2 separate regions of the Homo sapiens genome follow, and region 1 is linked to region 2. A link is a loop called in an ENCODE intact Hi-C map of the cell type or tissue named here. Cell type or tissue: natural killer cell. All regions are shown on one strand. Each heading gives the region's core, and the rest is flanking DNA. Links, peaks and the distances in the headings are about the cores only.

Region 1 (2,500 bases), core at 1-2,500, 110 kb after region 2:
AGAGAGAGAGTACAGGGCAGAAGAAACATGTAAAAGTAATAACAGCCAAGAATTTTCCATAATTAGTGATAGCCAAACCACAGAACCAGGAAGCTCTGAGAAAACCAACCAGGATAAACACTAAAAAATCCATACCTTGGCATATCATTCAAACTGAAGAAAACAAAAGAGAAAATCAAGAAAGAAACCAGAAGAAAAAACACCGTACCTATGGAGGTACAGGGACAAGAATTACAGAGGTTTCTTTCTCATCAGAAACCATACAAGCAAAAAGAAAGTGAAGTGAAATATTTAAAGAGTTTTTTTAAAAAAAGGAAAAGAAAAAAAAAGACAACCTAGAATTCTGTATGCAGAGAAAAAGCATCCTCGGAGTAAAGCAGAAACACAAAACCAAGAGAATTCATGTCAATGGACCTGCGAAAAGTTTTTTAAAAGTTCTTTAAGGGGAAGGAAAACATTATAAACTTAGTAAATGTATATGCTACAATGTATACAGCAACCACTAAAAAAAAAGTTAAAGGAAATATAATTAATATGTATGTTGAGGGCCTGGTGCAGTGGCTCACATCTGAAATCCCAGCACTTTGGGAGCCCGAGTCTGGTGGATCAGTTGAGGTCAGAAGTTCAAGATCAGCCTGGCTAACATGGTGAAACTCTGTCTCTACTAAATACAAAATTAGCCAGGCATGGTGCTGCACACCTGTAGTCCCAGTTAGTTGGGTGCCTGAGGCACGAGAATCGCTTGAACCTGGGAGACAGAAGTTGCAGTGAGCCAAGATCGCACCACTGCACTCCAGCCTGGGTGACAGAGCGAGACTACCTCTTTTTTTTTTTTTTAAAAAAAAACAACTTTAAAAGAATAGACAAAAGACTTAACATTCACAAAAGAAGATAAGTGAATGCCTATTAAGCACATAAAAAACTCACCACCACCAATCACTGGATCAATAACAAAATTAAAATGAGGAAATACTAGTCCACAAGAATACCTAAAATTAAAAACTGACAACACCCAGCGTGTTGTCAGTTTGGCTGACACATGAGGCAAATGAACTCTAATATAAAGCTGATCAGAGTGTAAGGTGGTACAGCACTTTGAAAAACAGTTGAACAATTTCTTATAAAGTTAAACATCTACATATCCTATCACCCAGCAATTCTGCTCCTAGTCATGGATTGAATGAAACATACATATACCCAAAGACTTACACATAAATGTTCGTGGTAGCTTTATTCATAATAGCCCCAAACTGAAAAGTGCCCAAATGTCCATCAACATGAGAATCAATTTTTAAATACTGTTATATATTTGATAAGAGTCAAGAGACGGCAAAATGCCTAGGCAAAGAGGGAAGGGTCCCCGGAGAACCTTCGACCTGCCCAGGTCATCATGCACAGGAGGCTTGCCTAAATACGCCCACAGTGAAAAATTCCATCACTTAACATATGTGCAGTAAGGGAAATAAATCAACGTGGAGCGGCTCAGACTAAGGGCCCGTCTGCACACTGGGGGAAGGGGGTGGAGCCACCAGGAATTCACGCCTTAGGCTAGGGAGTGTGGTGGCCTGGTATTCAACCTGAGGTGGAAGCCAGCTGGCGGGACCCCTCTCTTTGCTGAGAGCTCCCCTTTCGCTTAATAAATTCCACTCTCCTCACCCTTCAATGTGTCCATATGCCTAATTTCTCCTGGTTGTGAGACAAGAACCTGGATTTAGTTGAACTAAGAAGCAAAAACCCCTGCATTATATTCACATAGTGGAATTCTCACAGAAATTAAAAAAAAAAAAAGGAACTACTGATATATGCAAGAACAAAGATGAATCTCAAAACCATTTTGCTGAGTAAAAGAAATCAGACATCAAAGAGCTTTTATGCTCTATGATTCCATTTATATGAGGTTCAAAAACAGGTAAAACTGGACAAGCACGGTGGCTCATGCCTGTAACCCCAGTACTTCGGGTGGCCGAGGCAAGCAGATGGCTTGAGCCCAGGAGACCAGCCTGGCCAACATGGCGAAACCTAGTCTCTACAAAAAACACAAAAATTAGCCCGGAGCGGTGGAGCGCACCTGTAGTACCAGCTACTCAGGAGGCCGAGGCAGGAGGATCACCTGAGCCCAGGAAGTTGAGACTGAGGTAAGCCTTGATCACACCACTGCACTCCAGCCTGAGCTACACAGTGAGACCCTGTCTCAAACAAACAAAACAGGTAAAACTAATCTCTGGTGATAGAAATCAGAAGAGCTGCCTAAACTGGGTCTGGAAAGAGGCAACAGGGAACTTTCTAGACTGCGTGTTCTATTATCTTGAATGAGGTATACAGGAAACACTAGTGGATACAAGTGTCAAATTTTACTGAATTGTACCCTTAAGACATGTGCATTTCATTCTATGTAAATTACAGCTCAGTTTAAAAGGAAAAGGATTGCAGCAAATGCCTTCTACATTTCCTATAGCTCAAGCACAGCAGCAGGCAAACGTTTTCTGTAAAGGGCCAGAGA
Region 2 (16,953 bases), core at 14,454-16,953:
TGAGTGCCTGTGTCTTTTTGGTAGAACAATTTATTTTCCTTTGGATATATACCAAATAATGGGATTGCTGGGTCAAATGGTAGTTCTACTTTCAGTTCTTTGAGAAACCTCCAAACTGCTCTCCACAGTGGCTAATTTACCTTCCCACCAACAGTGTATAAGTGTTCCCTTTTCTCTGAAGCCTCACCAGCGTCTGTTATTTTTTGACTTTTTAATAGCCATTCTGACTCGTGTGAGATGGAATCTCATTGTGGTTTTGATTTGCATTCCTCTGATGATTAGTGATGTTGAGCATTTTTTCAAGTGTTTGTTGGATACTTCTATGTCTTTTAAGAAGTGTCTGTTCATGCCCTTCACCCACTTTTTAATGGGGTTTTTTGCTTGTTGAATTTTTAAATTTCCTAATAGATACTAGATATTACATATTTGTCAGATGGATAGTTTGCAAATATTTTCCCTCATTCTGTAAGTTGTCTGTTCACTCTTGATAGTTTCTTTTGCTGTGCAGAAGCTCTTTTAATTAGGTTCCCACTTGTCAATTTTTGTTTTTGTTGCAATTGCTTTTCAGCTTGATATCCAAAAGGGTGTTTCCTAGGTTTTCTTCTAGAATTTTCTTTGCTTTAGGTCTTACATTTAAGCTTTTAATCCATCTGGAGTTAATTTTTGTATACGGTAATATATAGGGATCCAGTATCATTCTACTGCATATGGATCAACAGTTATCCTAGCACCATCTATTGAATAGGGAACCCTTTCCCCTGTTTATTTTTGTCAACTTTGTTGAAGATCCTTTGGTAGTAGGTGTGTGGCTTTATTTCTGGGTTCTCTATTCTGTGCCATTGGCCTATGTGTCTGTTTTTGTACCATACTTTTTGGTTACTGTAGCCTTGTGGTATAGTTTGAAGTTGACTAAAATGATGCCTTCAGCTTTGTTCTCTGGCTATTCAGGCTTTTTTAGGTTCCATATGAATTTTAGAATAGTTTTTTCTAATTCCGTGGAAAATGATATTGGTAGTTTGATAGGAATAGCACTGAATCTGTACATTGCTTTGGGTAGTATGGATATTTTAATGATATTGATTCTTCCAATCCATGCACAGAGTGTTTTTCCACCTGTTTCTGTCGTCTGTGCTTTCTTTCAGCAGTGGTTTTTGTTTTGATTTTTTTTTGAGATGGGGTCTTGCTCTGTCACCCAGGCTACAGTGCAGTGGTGAAATCTCAGGTCACTGCAAGCTCCGCCTCCTGAGTTCAAGTGATTCTCCTGCCTCAGCCTCCTGAGTAGCTGGGATTAAGGCGTGCACCACCATGGCCCGCTAATTTTTGTATTTTTAGTAGAGACAGGGTTTCGCCATGTTGGCCAGGCTGGTCTCGAACTCCTGGCCTCAAGCGATCCACCTGCCTCGGTCTCCCAAAGTGCTAGGATTATACGCATGAGGCACTGTGCCTGGCCAAGTGTTTTTTATTTAGTTCTCCTTTTAGAGATCTTTCATCTCCTTGGCTAGATGTATTCCTAGGTATTTGTGTGTGTGTGTGTGTGTGTGTGTGTGTGTGTGTGTGTGTGTGTGTGTATTGTAAATAAGATTGCATTCTTGATTTGGCTCTCAGCTTCAACTTATTGGTGTTTAGAAATGCTACTGATTTTTCATACATTGATTTTGTACCCTGAAACTTTACTGAAGTCATTTATCAGACTTAGGAGCCTTTTGGCAGAATCTTTAGGGTTTTCTAAGTATGGAATCACATTATCTGTGAAGAGAGATAACTTTTTCTTTTCCTATTTGGATGCCTTTTCTTTCTTTCTCTTCCCTGATTTTGCTTCTGGCTAGTACTATGTTGAATAGGAGGGGTAAGAGTGGGCATCCTTGTCTTGTTTCAGTTAAGGGGAATGCTTCCAGCTTTTGCCTGTTCAGTATGATGTTGGCTGTGGGTTTGTCATAGATGGCTCTTATTATTTTGAGGTATGTTCCTTTGATGTCTAGTTTTTTGAGGGTTTTTGTCATGAAGGGATTTATATTATTAGGCTTCTTAGCTTTCCATTACAAAGACGTAATTATTCAGTTTCTTATTGCTGGATGAAATAGTTGCTGGACATTTAAAGTCATTTCCAATTTTCCATTATTGATACCAATGTGGTGATGAACATTTTTTGGCTTTTGATATACAGTTGGCCCTTCACATGTGTGGGTTCCACATCTGTGGATTAAATTAACTGCAGATCAAAAGTATCTGGGAAAAAAAATGGATGGCTGCAACTGTACTGAACATATACACACTTTTTTCCCTTGTGATTATTCCCTAAATAATACAGTACAACTACTACTTACATAGCATTTACATTGTATTAGGTATTATACGTAGTCTAGAGATGATTTAAAGTATATGAGAGTGTGGCTAATCAGCACCAAGCCCAGACTCTGGGCATTCCTTCTAGATGAGGCCCATGTTGGTAGACTTGCAACAAACTCACCAGGGTGCTGAGCTAGGCTACTTTATAACCTCATTTTTTTCCTCTGGATGTTTGTGTGTTTATTGCTTTGATGTATGAACTGTTAAAGAGATCCATTTAAAAAAAATCTGTGCTTGGCCAGGCATGGTGGCTCACGCCTTTAATCTCACAACTTTGGGAGGCTGAGGGGGGCAGATCACTTGAGGTCAGGAGTTCAAGACCAGCCTGGCCAACATAGTGAAACCCCATCTCTACTAAAAACACACACACATACACACACAAAAATTAGCTGGGCCTGGTAGCACATGCCTGTAGTCCCAGCTACTTAGGAGGCTGAGGTACAAGAATCACTTGAACCCGGGAGGCAGAGGTTACAGTGAGCCGAGATTGCGCCACTGCACTCCAGCCTGGGTGACAGAGTGAGACCCTGTCTCGAAAAAAAAAAAAATCTGTGCTTTAAAAGGAAAACCACCTTAAATGGAATCCTTTCTATTACATTCTGATATGCTACTATTACATTCATAATTTTGGAAGGTGAGAGAAATAAAGTATATGGGAGGATGTACGTAAGGTATATGCAAACACCACACCATTTTATATGAGGAGCTTGAACATGTGTGGATTTTCATACCCCAGGGGGTTCTGGAATCAAGACCCCATGGATACCAAGGTATGACTGAATATTACCAAGCTGCTTTCCAAAAAAATAGTACCAGTTTATACTTCTATCAATGGAGTGTGGCAATGTTTAGTTCACTTAATCCTTATCAGCATTTAAAAATATACCTTTTTAATTCATTACTCATTAGACAGATGTCATCATTCTTGAAGAAAGCATGTGGTTGCTCTATAGGGAGAGGCATTATTGGAAATTCAGCTTTGGCCCACACATGCTTTCTGATTCTGAAGGCAAATGAGTTCAAATCAGAACTGTAAGCCCCAGGTCTCTTTTTAGTGGGTTCTCAGAAAAGTAGGGATGCTGTCCTCTCTTCCCTGACCCCACCTATATGGATATGCATATGCATATGACTACAGGTCAGAGAAGACTCCTGCTTCCCCTGGAAGCTGAACAGAGGGGTTGTACAAGGCTTATAATTTTTCTTCCACTCTTCTTCCGTGGTTTTGTTTTAATCTAAATCAAGTTACAGTTACCTTGGCAAGCCATTTCTTTTGATTGGGTGATTTAATCTATTTACATTTAATACTATTCTTGATATACCATCAATTCTCATTATTCACAATTCCTTATTTGTGAATTTTTCCTACTTGCTAGAAGTTTGTAATTCCTAAATCAACACTTAAGGTGTTTTCATGGTCATTTGCAACATGCACACAGTGGCAAAAATATTTGAATTGCTCAACATATGTGTTCCCAGCTGAGGCTGAACAAGGTGACACACAAACCTCTTGTATCAGCTCTCATACTGTAAACAAGCGTCCTTCTTGTGGTCTACTTAGTGCCAGGTTTTTTGTATTTTTCTTGGTGATTTCACAGTTTACAAGAGCCCCCAAGAGCAGTGCTGCAGTGCTGTTTAGTGTTCCAAAGTGCAAGAAGGCTGTGAGGTTACTTGCTTTTAGCCTGAACTTTAGTATTTCTTCTAAAGAAGGGCTGCCAACATTAAATTCTCTCAGTTTTATTTTTCTGGGGAAATCTTTATTTTATCTTCATTCTGAATCACAGCTTTGCTGGCAATACAATTCTTGGTTGACAGTTTCTTTCTCTGAGACTTTGAATGTCATCCCACTACCTTTTGGCCTCCATTGTTTCTGCTAAGTGAGCCACTAATTCTACTAGGGTTCCCTTGTAAGTAATGAGTTATTTTTTTCTTGCTGCTTAAAGATTTCCTCATTGTCTTTGACTTTCGACATTTGTCCTATGCTGTGCCTCACATTTCTAAGGTTCTCTTCATTCTTTTTTCTCTGTTTTTCAGTGTGTCTAATCTCTATTAGTCTGTTATTCTTTCCTCTGTCAGTTCAAACCTATTGTTGAGCCCTTTGGTGAATTTTTTGGTTATTGTGCTTTTCAACTCCATAATTTCCATTTGGCTCCTTTAATAATCTCAATTTTTTTGTTGATATTGTCTTACTTGATGTGACATTGTCATCCTACCTTCAATTACTTCTTTAATCATGGCTCCTTTTAGTTCTCTGAACAGGTTCATAATGGCTACTTTAAAGTCTTTTCTGATAAATGCAACATCTGGTTCCTCTTACTGTCAATTTCTGTTGTCTGCTTTTTTTCTGCTGTTTGGGTTGTACTTTCCTGTTTCCTTGTGCTTTGTAATTTTTGGTTTAAAACTAGATATTGAAAATCATATATTGTAGTAACTCTGGTTGCTGGTCCCCCCTTCTCTGGAGCTTATTATAATGTGCTTATTTATGTAGTAAACGACTGGATTATTTTAGTGAAGTCCCTTTTCTCCAAACTGTGTTTAGCCACTAATGTTGTTCCTTCAGGAGGTACAGCACTGGGTATGCCCACAGTCACTCCGGAATCAGTGGGTTTGGTGGGTCTCTCCTCCTCTTTTCACTGACCCCACCTACCTGCTAAAACCATACTATTATCAGATGATTGCTCTAGTGTTTTCAACAGTACCCTGGGAGCACAAACTGCTCTAAAATTTATACAGTTGAATTCTGGCTTCTTCAACTGAACAATTTTTTAGGTCAGTGTTTGATTTTTATTCTGACCCCAGGAGGATTCTTCCAGCTATCTTATTCCCAGTTCTCTCCTGCAAACCAGCCTTCTACAGTTTAACCTGTATCTTGAATATTCTCCCAGTTGCCTTTTATCACACCTCACTGACCTTGAGAGTGCTTTTAGACTTGAAATTATTCACTCTGCTGCAATAAGCTAAATTCCTTCTGAAAGAGATGAAAAGCTATCTGTTTTATGGTGGGTTTCTCCCCGCAGGTACAATCTCTGAGCCAGGGCACTGGAGCTGGGAAAGGGAACGATGGTAAGCTTCTCTCTGAGTGACATCCCCACTCTAGGGGCTAAGCCCTTGATTGTGAGGGAGGTGTTAAAGAAAAAATTATTCTGACACTTGTTAAGATGAGAAAGAAGACTTTCTTCAGAATGATCCCGATAGGTGTCAAGATAATTGAGGCTGGGCGCAGTGGCTCACGCCTGTAATCTCAGCATTTTGGGAGGCTGAGGTGGGTGGATCACTTGAGGTCAGGAGTTCTACACCAGCCTGGCCTGGCCAACGTAGTAAAACCCTGTCTCTACTAAAAATACAAAATTAGCCAGGGATGGTGGCAGGCATCTGTAATCCCAGCTACTTGGGAGGCTGAGGCAGGAGAATCACTTGAACCTAGGAGGCAGAGGTTGCAGTAAACCAAGATCGCACCATTGCACTCCAGCCTGGGTGACAGAGCAAGACTCCGTTCTCAAAAAAAAAAAAAAAAAAAAAAAATTATTGAGATAGAAGAGATCAGTCTCAATTACAAACTCACGAGGAACAAGTAGGGATTTATAGGCAAGGAGTAAGTTGGAGAAGGGTTGTCAGTAGATGGAAAATTACTAAGAGGAGACAGAAATGAAGGGTAAGGGAAATTCTTGCTACATTTACCAAACAGGATTCTTGCTTAAGTCAGGTCAGGTTGATCAGATATAAAGGGTCAAGGGGATTCTTTTTAAACTGCCAGGATTCTTGCTAAAACTGGGCTCTTGAGGACAAGGTCCAAGAATGAGGCCTAGTCTAAAAAAGTTTCTAAGCCTGGCCAGGTGCAGTGGCTCACACCTGTAATCCCAGCACTTCGGGAGGCCGAGGCGGGTGGATCACAAGGTCAGGAAATCGAGACCATCCTGGCTAACACGGTGAAACCCTGTCTCTACTAAAAATACAAAAATTAGCCAGGTGTGGTGGCAGGCGCCTGTAGTCCCAGCTACTTTCCCAAGTAGCTGAGGCAGGAGAATGGGGTGAACCTGGGAGATGGAGGTGGCGGTGAGCCGAGATCACGCCACTGTACTCCAGCCTGGGCGACAGAGTGAGACTCTGTCTCAAAAAAAAAAAAAAAAAAAGTTTCTAAGCCTGACTAAAGTTTGGGTAAGGAGAGAGCCTCTGTCAGTGCAGAGCAGCTGGGGTCCTCTCGGCTTGCCTCTCTTGCCATGGAACCACCACCTCGCAAGCCAGGACCAAGGCCCCATTATCTTAGCATGTCATGCCTAAGGAAGCCTCCAGTCCATGAGTGGGGTCTGGGTGGAATAAGAGAGCCTCAGCAACAGGTGGCTACGAGCAGGATGAGAAAAGCTGTGGTTCTGCTATTCCCAGGACGAAAGCCCTCTGTGAGGGGATGTTCTTGGCTGCAGCAGCCTGTCTGGGGGCCTGGATAGAACAAAAGGGCAAGAAGAAAGGCAAATTTCCTCTCTCCTAGAGCTAGAACACCATTTTATCTCCTGTCCTTTGGCATCAGAACTCCAGATTCTCTGGCCTTTGGACTCTGGGACTTGCACCGGCAGCCCCCTGGGTTCTCAGGTCTTTGGCCTTGGACTGAGAGTTAGACCAGTGGCTTCCCTGGGTTTTGGGGCCTTCAGACTTGAATGAGCCACCCCCTACTGGCCTCCCTAGCCTGCAGACGGCCTGTTTTAAGACTTATCAGCCTACAATCACATGAACCAATTATATCTACCTACCTACCTACTTATTTATCTATCCTACCTGTTCTGTCTCTCTGGAGAACCCTGACAAATCCAAAGCCCTAGTCCACAGTACCTCAAAATCTGACTGTATTTGGGAATAGAGCTTTTAAAGAGGTAAAGTACAATGAGGCCATATGGGCAGGCCCTACTCCAATATAACTGGTATCCTTTAAGAGGACATTGGGACACAGACTCACACAAACCAAAAGATAACCAACCACGTGAGAACATAGGGAGAAGGTGGCCATCTACAAATCAATGGGAGAGGCCTCAGAAGAAACCAAACCTGCTGACTGACACTTTGATCTCAGACTTCTACCCTCCAGAATTGTGAGAAAATGAGTATCTATTATTTAAGCCACCCAGGTTGTTGTATGTAATTTGTTACAGTAGCCCTAGTAAACTAATACAATGTACACGGAACTATTTTGGCCTCCTTGGGACTGCCCATATATGGGCAATCTATGCTTCTGGGGAACATGATGGAAGAAGTTATGGTTATCACACAAATGTACAGGTCAGAGACAATAAACTTTGGTGAGGGTATGGATCTATGAATCCATACGCTCAAATACAGTTGTGCTGTTGGAGTTTGTCACTGAATTCCCGAAGCCCTATATAGACAGCAGATGTTTTTGTAGGTTGAGGCAAGGCTCCATTTTCCTTCTGTATATGTTCAGCTCTCTGGGTATTTCATTCATCAGATGGCAGCTTGGCTTAGAGAAGGTGTTGGTCTGTATTAACGCAATGGCTGCCACCAAGTCACTACAAGCACTAGGGTTCTATCAATGATGATCTAGCTCAGTGGCTTTGTCATGGGGACTGCCAGGGGAAAGAATCTGGGGCTGGTTCCGTCAGAAGCTCCTACCAGCTGAAAGGAAATGGCAGATATTCAACAGATAATCTACTGTATGCTGGTCTCTGCATGGGTATTTTATTTCTTATAAAGAAGATCCTGCTTCTTACTAAATAGGGGTTGTCACTAGAACCCTGTAATCTCTTCAATCTTTATGCCCTTATTTAAAAGAATTTAGAATAAATTCATTCTAACAGTGAGCTAACATCATAGACCAAGCACACAAACTAACAGTTAATTCTGCAGCCCTGGGAACTTTTTTTTTTTTTTTTTAAATGACAGAGTCCCGCTCTGTCACCCAGGCTGGAGTACAGTGGTGCGATCTTGGCTCAATGCAACCTCTGCCTCCCAGGTTCAAGCGATTCTCCTGCCTCAGCCTTCCGAGTAGCTGGGACTACAGGCGTGAGCCACCACACCTGTCTATTTTGTATTTTTAGTAGAGACAGGGTTTCACCATATTAGCCAGGATGGTTTTGAACTCCAGACCTCAGGTGATCTGCCGGCCTTGGCCTCCCAAAGTGCTGGAATTGCAGGCATGAGCCACCGTGCCCAGCCAAGAACTATTTTTTGAATAAAAAAACTGGAAGTGTTCTGAAAATACAAGGATAGTCTGCCTGTTCTAGAAAATCTGGGGCTGGTAGCTACTATTCTTGGACCATATTGAGAGATGGTTAAAAACATTAGATGCTCAAAAAATCAGGTAAATTATTTAGATTTAGTTTGCAAGCTAGTCCATGTTGCAAGAAAGGACATACCAGTGCTTTCCATCTTTATTATAATGTTCCTTGATGGCATGGCTAGACTTTTACAACTTTGGATCCTCTGGCAATGCATATATCTGTCAAATCAGCCCACACTAAAGCACAGCAATAAGAGGCATGGGGGTGAGGGAGCGATCAGGACAATCCTAAACCTTGGCATTTTTTCCAGATGAGATCGGGTGCAGTCAGGGTAGTATGGCATGCAGACATTTGTGTTTTTTTCAAAGTAATTCCTACCTAAATAAGTTTTTGTTCCTACCTAGTTATATTTCATTCTCAAGTTCATATATATTGTTTCTGTCATAAAGGATAAATGTGCATTGAAAATTCATAGGATATATAAGGCAATCTAAGACAGCTATGATTAACATATCAAGTCACACAAAATAAGAAGTATAAAAGAAGCATAAAATAAAGTTAAAAATGAAATGAAACACTAATAAATGAAAAAACAAACATTGCGGAGGATCAAAACACATGAAAAACAGGTTATTTGAAAATACTTCTGCAAGATGGCTCAAGAAAAGGAGAAAAGGCACAACTGAAAAACAGTAATATGGATATACAGGCTGGGCGCGGTGGCTCACGTTTGTAATCCCAGCACTTTACAAGGCTGCGGCAGGCGGATCACTTGAGGCCAGGAGTTCGAGACCAGCCTAGCCAACAAGGTGAAACCCGTCTCTACTAAAAACATAAAAACACAAAAATTAGCCAGGCGTGGTGGTACACGCCTGTAATCCCAACTACTTGGGAGACTGAGGCACAAGAATTGCTTGAGCCTGGGAGACGGACATTGCAGTGAGCTGAGATTGTGCCACTGCACTCCAGCCTGGATGAAAGAGCAAGACTCTGTCTCAAATAATAAGTAAATAAATAGTAAATATAAACAAAAATAAAAATGGGTATAGGCCGAGTGCAGTGACTCACTTCTGCATACTCAGCACTTTGGGAGGCCAGGAGTTTGAGACCAGCCTGGGAAACACAGCAAGACCTCATCCCTCCAAAAACAAGAAGATATAATTACTGATAAGGCAGAGATTTAAAAACATTATAAACTTTAACCAATATGTTTGAAAACTACTATATAAATTAATAGTTAATAATCTACCCAGTAGAAAGGGAGAGGGGCAGGAGTATAGAAGATACAACGCAGAATATGAATCACGTAAGTTAGGTGACAGAAACAAAGTTTCATTATATCAGTCTTTCAATTTTACAAATGTTTGTGTTTCCATAAAAACAGGCTTTAGAAAAAGGCAAACTTTTGGAGGAGAATAGGAAACAAAAAAAACCCAAGCATTTATTTTGCCTTTCTACAGAAGCTGTACCTCAAAGTAATGAAATAGCTGATATGGGGGTTTCTCTTATATAGAAGAAATCCAACTAATACAAGCAAAAGGAATTAGAATTATAGCTTTACCATCTTGCAGTCCCTAAAAATTAATGGATCTAGGCAATGATCAATGGATACTGCCATCAAAAGAAAAGCCACATTATGGAAGTATCCAACGCTATCAATGAAGTATTCTTACGAAAAAAAAAAAAGGTAGGGGGGAAGGGGAGGCAGGGAGAAAGAAGAGAGAAAACAGAATCTGAATGAGCTCTTCTCGATTTACATGTAATTGGCAAAATTCAAAGAGCTGTTTCTTCAACAAATAAATTACAAAAAAAAAAGGATGGAGAGGGAACCTGTAAAAGCCTTTATCAACTGCAATGTATGGACTTCTATACTGAAATGTTTACAGATGAAATTATATGATGACTGGGATTTAAAAGAAATCCTAGGATAGCCAGGTGTGGTGGTGCATGCCAGCTACTCAGGACGCTGCGGCAGAATTGCTTGAACCCAGGAGGTGGAGGCTGCAGTGAGCCAAGACCACACCACTGCACTCCAGCCTGGGCAACGAGAGACTCTGTCTCAAAAAATAAAAATGAAAAACTAAAAGTAATCCTAGGAGTGGGGTAAAGAACAGATTAAACAAAATTGGCCACTAGTTGCAGTTGGGTACTGGGTAAATGGGAGTTCATCATAGTAATACTTGTGTATTACAAATCTTAATTTTTGGCCAGGTGGTGGCTCATGCCTGTAATCCTAGCACTTTGGGAGGCCAAGGCAGGTGGATCACTTGAGGTCAGGAGTTCAAGACCACCCTGGCCAACATGGTGAAACCCTGTTTCTACTAAAAAATACAAAAATTAGCTGGGCGTGGTGGCTCATGCCTGTAATCCAAGCTACTTGGGAGGGTGAGGCAGGAGAATTGCTTGAACCAGGGAGGCAGAGGTTGTAGTAAGCCAAGATTGTGCCACTGCACTCCAGCCTGGGCAATGGAGCAAGACTCCGTCTCAAAAAAAAAAAATCTTAACTTTTATAAAGTCTTCTCTTAGGATGCTAGAGATCTAGGTAGGTCTTTCTGGCTTCTTTTGATAAAATATATTAGGAGGCCAGATGCAGTGGCATACTCCTGTTATCTCAGCATTTCAAGAGGCTGAGGGGGGAGGATCACTTGTGTCCGGGAGTTCAAGACTAGCCTGAGCAACATAGTGAGAACTCGTCTCTACAAAAAATAAAAAATTAGCTGGGTGTGGTGGTGGGTGCCTATAGTCCCAGCTACTTGGGAGGCTGAGATGGGATGACTGCTTTGAGTCTGGGAGGTTGGCTGCAGTGAGCTATTGATGGCCCCACTGCACTCAGCCTTGCCAACACAGTGAGACCCTGTCTCAAAAAATAAAAGGGAAATATATTAGGGGTTAGATGTCAAACAGCTCACCAGATCAGTTACAGTGGCAAAACCAAAACTAAAACACATTAATTAAATCTTTCTGAATCTAGTTGGATGTAAAACTGTTCGGAAGGGTAAAATTTACTTGAAAACATGTTTTTTTGTTTGTTTTTTTTTGGTCAGTGAAATATTTTTCCTGTAGATATGCCGTGGTCAGGACAATGCAATATATGCACATGTAAGAGTTTCATGTTGAAACTCAGTCCATGGTATCTTGGGTTCTTTATAAGAGGGCCTTACTTATTGGCTAGAATAATCTGCTGACTTAAGAAAAGAATTGGTTGCTAGCTCCTTGCTCAATTATAATAATTTTTGAAACACTCCTGGGTAACTGGTACAAAGTACATTAACCAGATACCAGAAACCCCTCCTCATACTCTTTCAGTTACCTCCTTCCCAAAGGTAACTATCCTGTTTCTGAACTTGATGTACATAAAATTATATAGTGTTTGTACGTGGCTTCCTTTGTTCAGCATCACATCTGTGAGATTCTTCCATGCAGTGGAATGAGCTTCATTTTGTTCAGTTGCATTACTATATTCTACTATAGAACTCTATCATTATGAAATCTATCCCTAATAATGCCTTTTGCCCTAAAGTGTACTTTGTCTAACATTAATGTAGTTAATAACAGTTTTATTTTGAAGACAATCTCTTAACAGGTTAGAATGTGACATTTGTATTCTGCAGGAATAAGGACTGAGCAGATAATTCTCTAATTTTAGGCACAGAATAATGATAGAGATGCTTATCAAGTGATTAGAGGGCAATTTATTCCAAAAGAAATATTGAGTTTTTCCTGTTACCCTGTCTATATCCTTAGAACAAATATAGGGGTAAAAAAATTGAGAAGGCTGGGCACAGTGGCTCACCCCTGTAATCCCAGTGCTTCCTACTGTAATCTGAGAAGGGAGGATCGCTCGAGCCCAAGACTTCAAGACTAGCCTAAGGAACAAAGTGAGACCCAGTTTCTACAAAAGTAAAAAGTAAAAAACTTAGCCAGGCACATACCTGTAGTCCCACTTACTTGGGAGCCTGAGGCAGAAGGAAGGCTTGAGCCCAGGAGTTTGAGGCTGCTTCAGCCTGGGCAACACAGTGAGACTCTGTCTCAAAACAAAACAAAAACAGAAAGAAAAATAAAAAAATAGACATTATGAATCTGCTAGGAACATTAGAATCATTACTTTTCTGGTTTCTTTATACTAGTAGAGTTGGAAACTCTACATCAGAACCCAGTGGCTCCAGAATGTGGTAATTCCAGCAAAATTATTACTAGAGTTTTATCACTTCAGCATAAACTGTTTTGATAAAAAACACACAAAGGAAAGTGATGAATTCCCATTATAGGTTGAAATAGACAACAGGAAAAAAAGCTTTGATGTAGAAACAGTAAGACTACAAATAGGTCTATCACTCCTAACTATACCTAACCCAGCATCCCAGTTCATTTATCACAAATGTTAGACATTAAATACTGGGCACAGCTTGTCTGACGATGTCCTCTTATTTCTACAATTGTTTTTTTAAGTAATGGCATTTGTCTTAGAAATAATCATTGCTCTGATATGGCTATTTATCTCTAAGAGTAAAAAGGACAAATTATGGCAGGGTCTATATTCCTACATATTCACAACTAGCTGTAGGATAGTTATAGCCATATGTATTCTGAGAAGTGCCTCAGAGAGGCCTCATGATCCATTTTTGGGGATTCCTATTGAAGGCAGGAGTTCAAAAGTAACGTGTTTAATTTGTGGATTTAGGCTGACATATCTACTACATTACACATTTCTAAAAGGTAAGTCACCACGTGCTTAACTCTATATTTTTCCCAACACCTAGCTCAAGTGCTGGTACAATCAGTACTCGGTGAACTGAATGAATAAAACAGTGCTATGGGGCTGAATTTTGTGTCCCCCTTCCCAAATTCCTACGTTGAAGTCCTAATCCCCAGAATCGCAGAATGTAACCACATTCAGAGACAGACTCTTTAAGGAATTAGGGTAAAATGAGATAATATGAGTAAGCCCTCATCTTTGACTGATGTCCTTATAAGAAGAGATTAGGACATGGACACACTCAGAAGAGCGAGCTTGTAGAAGGCGCAAGGAAAAGACAGCTATCTACAAACCAAGGAAAGGCATTGGAAGAAATCAACACTGCTGACACCTTGATCGTGGCCTGCGAGCCTCCATGAACTGTGAGAAACTCATTTCTGGTGTCTAAGCCACCTAGTCTGTGGGACTTTTTTATGGCAGTCCTAGCAAACTCATACAAACAGTAACTACATTTTTTGTTAGTTTTCTGAAATTTAAAATGTGAAACGACATTAAAAAATTTTTCAGAAGTAGATAAGGCATTTTTACCCTTCATCAGAAACATTCTCACCACTTACTCAATGTCTTTACGTTGCAGTGAGGTATGATCATGTGGCTTTTAGGAGAAAACATAAGCACTCCAATACTGTGTACAGATCTTCAAGATCATAACCTTAGCAGCACTTGGAAGTCTGAAACTGCAACACCTGGGTGCAATAGAGTGCACTGGACCAAGTCACAGAGACCTGGGCTTCCTTGCTGTTAACTGGAAATTGAACTAGGTGGTCTCTTGGGTCACTGACATGACTTAATGATGGTTATAACCCCTCTGCTGAGTAAATAAGCATTTCACAGTCAATCGAGTTTATAAAAGCCTAATATAGTCATACAGTTATTTTATCTTTTCCTGATAAAAATGCCTCATGTAAAAATACCTATTTATTTTCCCAGTATTTATGGAGACCACAGATTTTACAGGTAAGCCAGCAAAGATTAGTAGTGATTACCTAATTTTCTATTCCATTCAAAATAAATTCCCACTTCCAGGAGACTAAAATATACAATGAACGCTAAGTCTAGACTTCTGCAATCCAACAATTCTTTAAAGATCTGAGAAGTAAAACGTTTGTCTAAGGAAAAGGAATGTAGCATCAGCTAGTATCTGTGCTACCTTTTTAAAGAGGACACAAATTTGGTTTGAGATCACACCTTGTGTCTCAAAGTGTATGTATACTAATGCCGTAGGGAAGCCAAATACTGAACAAAACTGGAAATAGTGTTCCAACTGTAGTTTGGCACTGCACATATGGGGAGAAAGAGAGAAAGAAAAAGGAGAGTGAGTGTGCAAGCAAGAAAGCATGCCGCCATGCCCCTGCATTACGGGGCAGTGCCAGAGAAGGTGCATCATAGGAAGATTAGGAAAGCACTTTGCTCCTCAAAACGAGAATTATTCCTAAATGAAGACAGAGACAGTTAATAGATTTTGTGTTTTTCCCATTTTGAACATTGTTTGAATATGTGCTCACTATTCACTAACCATGACACGTTTAGATGGATGGCTATGGAAAAGAAAAGAAAATAGGACATCATTAGAATTACAGGTAAGACAAAGGGAAACCCAAAGTACAGACAAGAACACAGAAAAATTTTAAGAGAGTACAGATGTCATGACATTTATTAAAAGGCATGCTACAATGCTATATTTGTTAGGAAAAGAGATTAGAGATATCAAGTAATAGTCAGCAAATATACAAACTGAACGAAAATGGAATATACTGTAGTGTACAGAAGCTTGAATTAACCATGCACTACGCATTTAGAAAATATGTTTTTTAATATTTTATCTTCTCTTTGCATTTATAACATAATTCACTTCAACAATCACAGACTCCTTTTTTTCCAATGCCACAGACTGTTACAAATGAAAGCTGGTACTGCTGCTTATCCAAAATATACAAGACAATTGATGTTTTATATAAAACCACTTTATAAGTTCATTTGTTCCCAAAAACCTTTTTTTCTTTTTTGGCCTTGTTAAAAAAAATGTTGTTACAAATATTTACAGCATTTTCTTCTGTTAGACGAACATTCTTAAAAACTGAAAAGGGGAATTTTGATGAACAGACCACGTAAAACACCAGACAATGTCAGAGGCTCCTAGCTGTGCTATTTTTTTTTTCTTAGATACAGTACTGAAAATGCCCATCAAACTCGTCATCCTAATCCATTCTGTTCACACTGAAACTCACATTTTCTCTAAGTAGTCTATTCAGCAGTAGAAATTGAAAGTAAAGGCCGCTCTGCACTGGTTCTTCTTTCAGAAAGGAGCTTGGGGAAAATGCAAAATGCTTTACAGAGAGGAGTTAAAACCACAACAGTCAGTCTTTGGTCAGAGCAATGAGGTGACACTTTGATGCAAAACTTTGCTTGGTCAGCAATCTTTATAACTGGTACTTTCTGGATATGGGATGAATTTTTAAAAGATCTGGGAAACAACAGTAAGGGGGAAAAAAGGCCAGAGTATGATTTTTTTAATGGCATCAAAAAAATAGCTATTTAAATATTTGTTATTACAACTACTACATAGATCCAAGAAGTGAAAATAATACAACAACAAATCAGTTGACAATGCTGATTTAAGCATGCCATAGGCATCTTTCAATTATGACTATGATCACCAAGGTCACTGGACCAGACAAATATCCCTGTTCTCTGGAACATATGCCTCAGGTTACAAAAACTAAGGAAACTACCACAAAGATTTTGAGCAGCTCTATTCTTGGACCTGCACAATGCTCTACAATGAATATTATGTGATAAAGGCAAAAGTGTAACTGAGACTTTATTTATAGTTACAATTCTTTGCTTGGATGAATAGTTGGTGGGACAACATTCTTTTAAAACTATATAGTACATATTTCCTGAAAACCAGAATACTGATACTACTTTAGTCTCAAATAGGAAGAAAAGGTCAATTAAGACTACTGAAGAAGGCACATAAACTTTGGTCCTGTTTTTTCTCCCACTATAAAACCCCTCAAACTAAGATTTTAATAATTTTCTATATTTTAAACCACTCACAACTAGCTGTTAAAATTTGCTCTGAAAAAAGACTGCTAATAGTCTTGTAGATAACAACACAACTCTTTTAAAAGACAGCTGAGTTATATTTTCAAATTTTGTGCAATCTAAATTGTATTTCTTTCAGCACAATAGTAGAGTATTTTGAGTCTGGCAGTTTTGTTCTCATTAACAGATCAAGACAAAGGAAAGGCTAAGAAAAATGCTTTACGCATCGTCACGCTGTCTCTTTTTGGTTTTAAAAATAGCAGTACACATTAGGTTTTCTAAGGGATAGGTGGGGAAAAACACATGTACTTTTGTCAATTTTTTGTCCAAAAATATCTCGTGGGAACAGAAGAGAAACTGCATGACAATATGCTAAACATGTAAGCACTGCTGACTGATGGCACGGAGACACTGAAAAGAACAGAGAGCCAGGCGTGGTGGCTCATGCCTGTAATCCCAGCACTGTGGGGAGGTGGAAGCAGGAGAATCACTTGAGCCCAGGAGTTGGCGAGACCCCTAAAAATAAAATAAAGTAAAATAAAAAGAAATTGAGCAGAGGCATTCATAGGAGCCACTTCTCAT

What was found. Hi-C counts contacts between places; a loop is a spot of excess contacts. Peaks named below come from ENCODE experiments on the same cell type or tissue, not always from the same donor. Only the 100,000 strongest peaks of a DNase experiment are listed, where the experiment ranks them.
Region 1: it touches region 2 in a loop (2.0-fold over the local background); 9 of 110 quality-filtered maps call a loop at or near these places.

What each region holds. Positions count from the first base shown.
Region 1 is chr9:112,323,825-112,326,324 of GRCh38, forward strand. The region is part of intron 1 of PTBP3 (polypyrimidine tract binding protein 3); the gene reads right to left. Among named protein-coding and RNA genes, the nearest start is that of PTBP3, 8.5 kb to the right of the region's middle. RefSeq lists an enhancer at 459-984. In natural killer cell, for the core only: no CTCF peak of the experiment used is centred there; no DNase peak of the experiment used is centred there.
Region 2 is chr9:112,203,487-112,220,439 of GRCh38, forward strand. PTBP3 (polypyrimidine tract binding protein 3) reads right to left here. Exons shown (of 14, transcript NM_001163788.4): 14 at 14,949-16,953. Among named protein-coding and RNA genes, the nearest start is that of SUSD1, 37 kb to the left of the region's middle. RefSeq lists an enhancer at 15,668-15,717. In natural killer cell, for the core only: no CTCF peak of the experiment used is centred there; a DNase peak (open chromatin) is centred at 15,575; H3K27ac peaks cover 829 bases.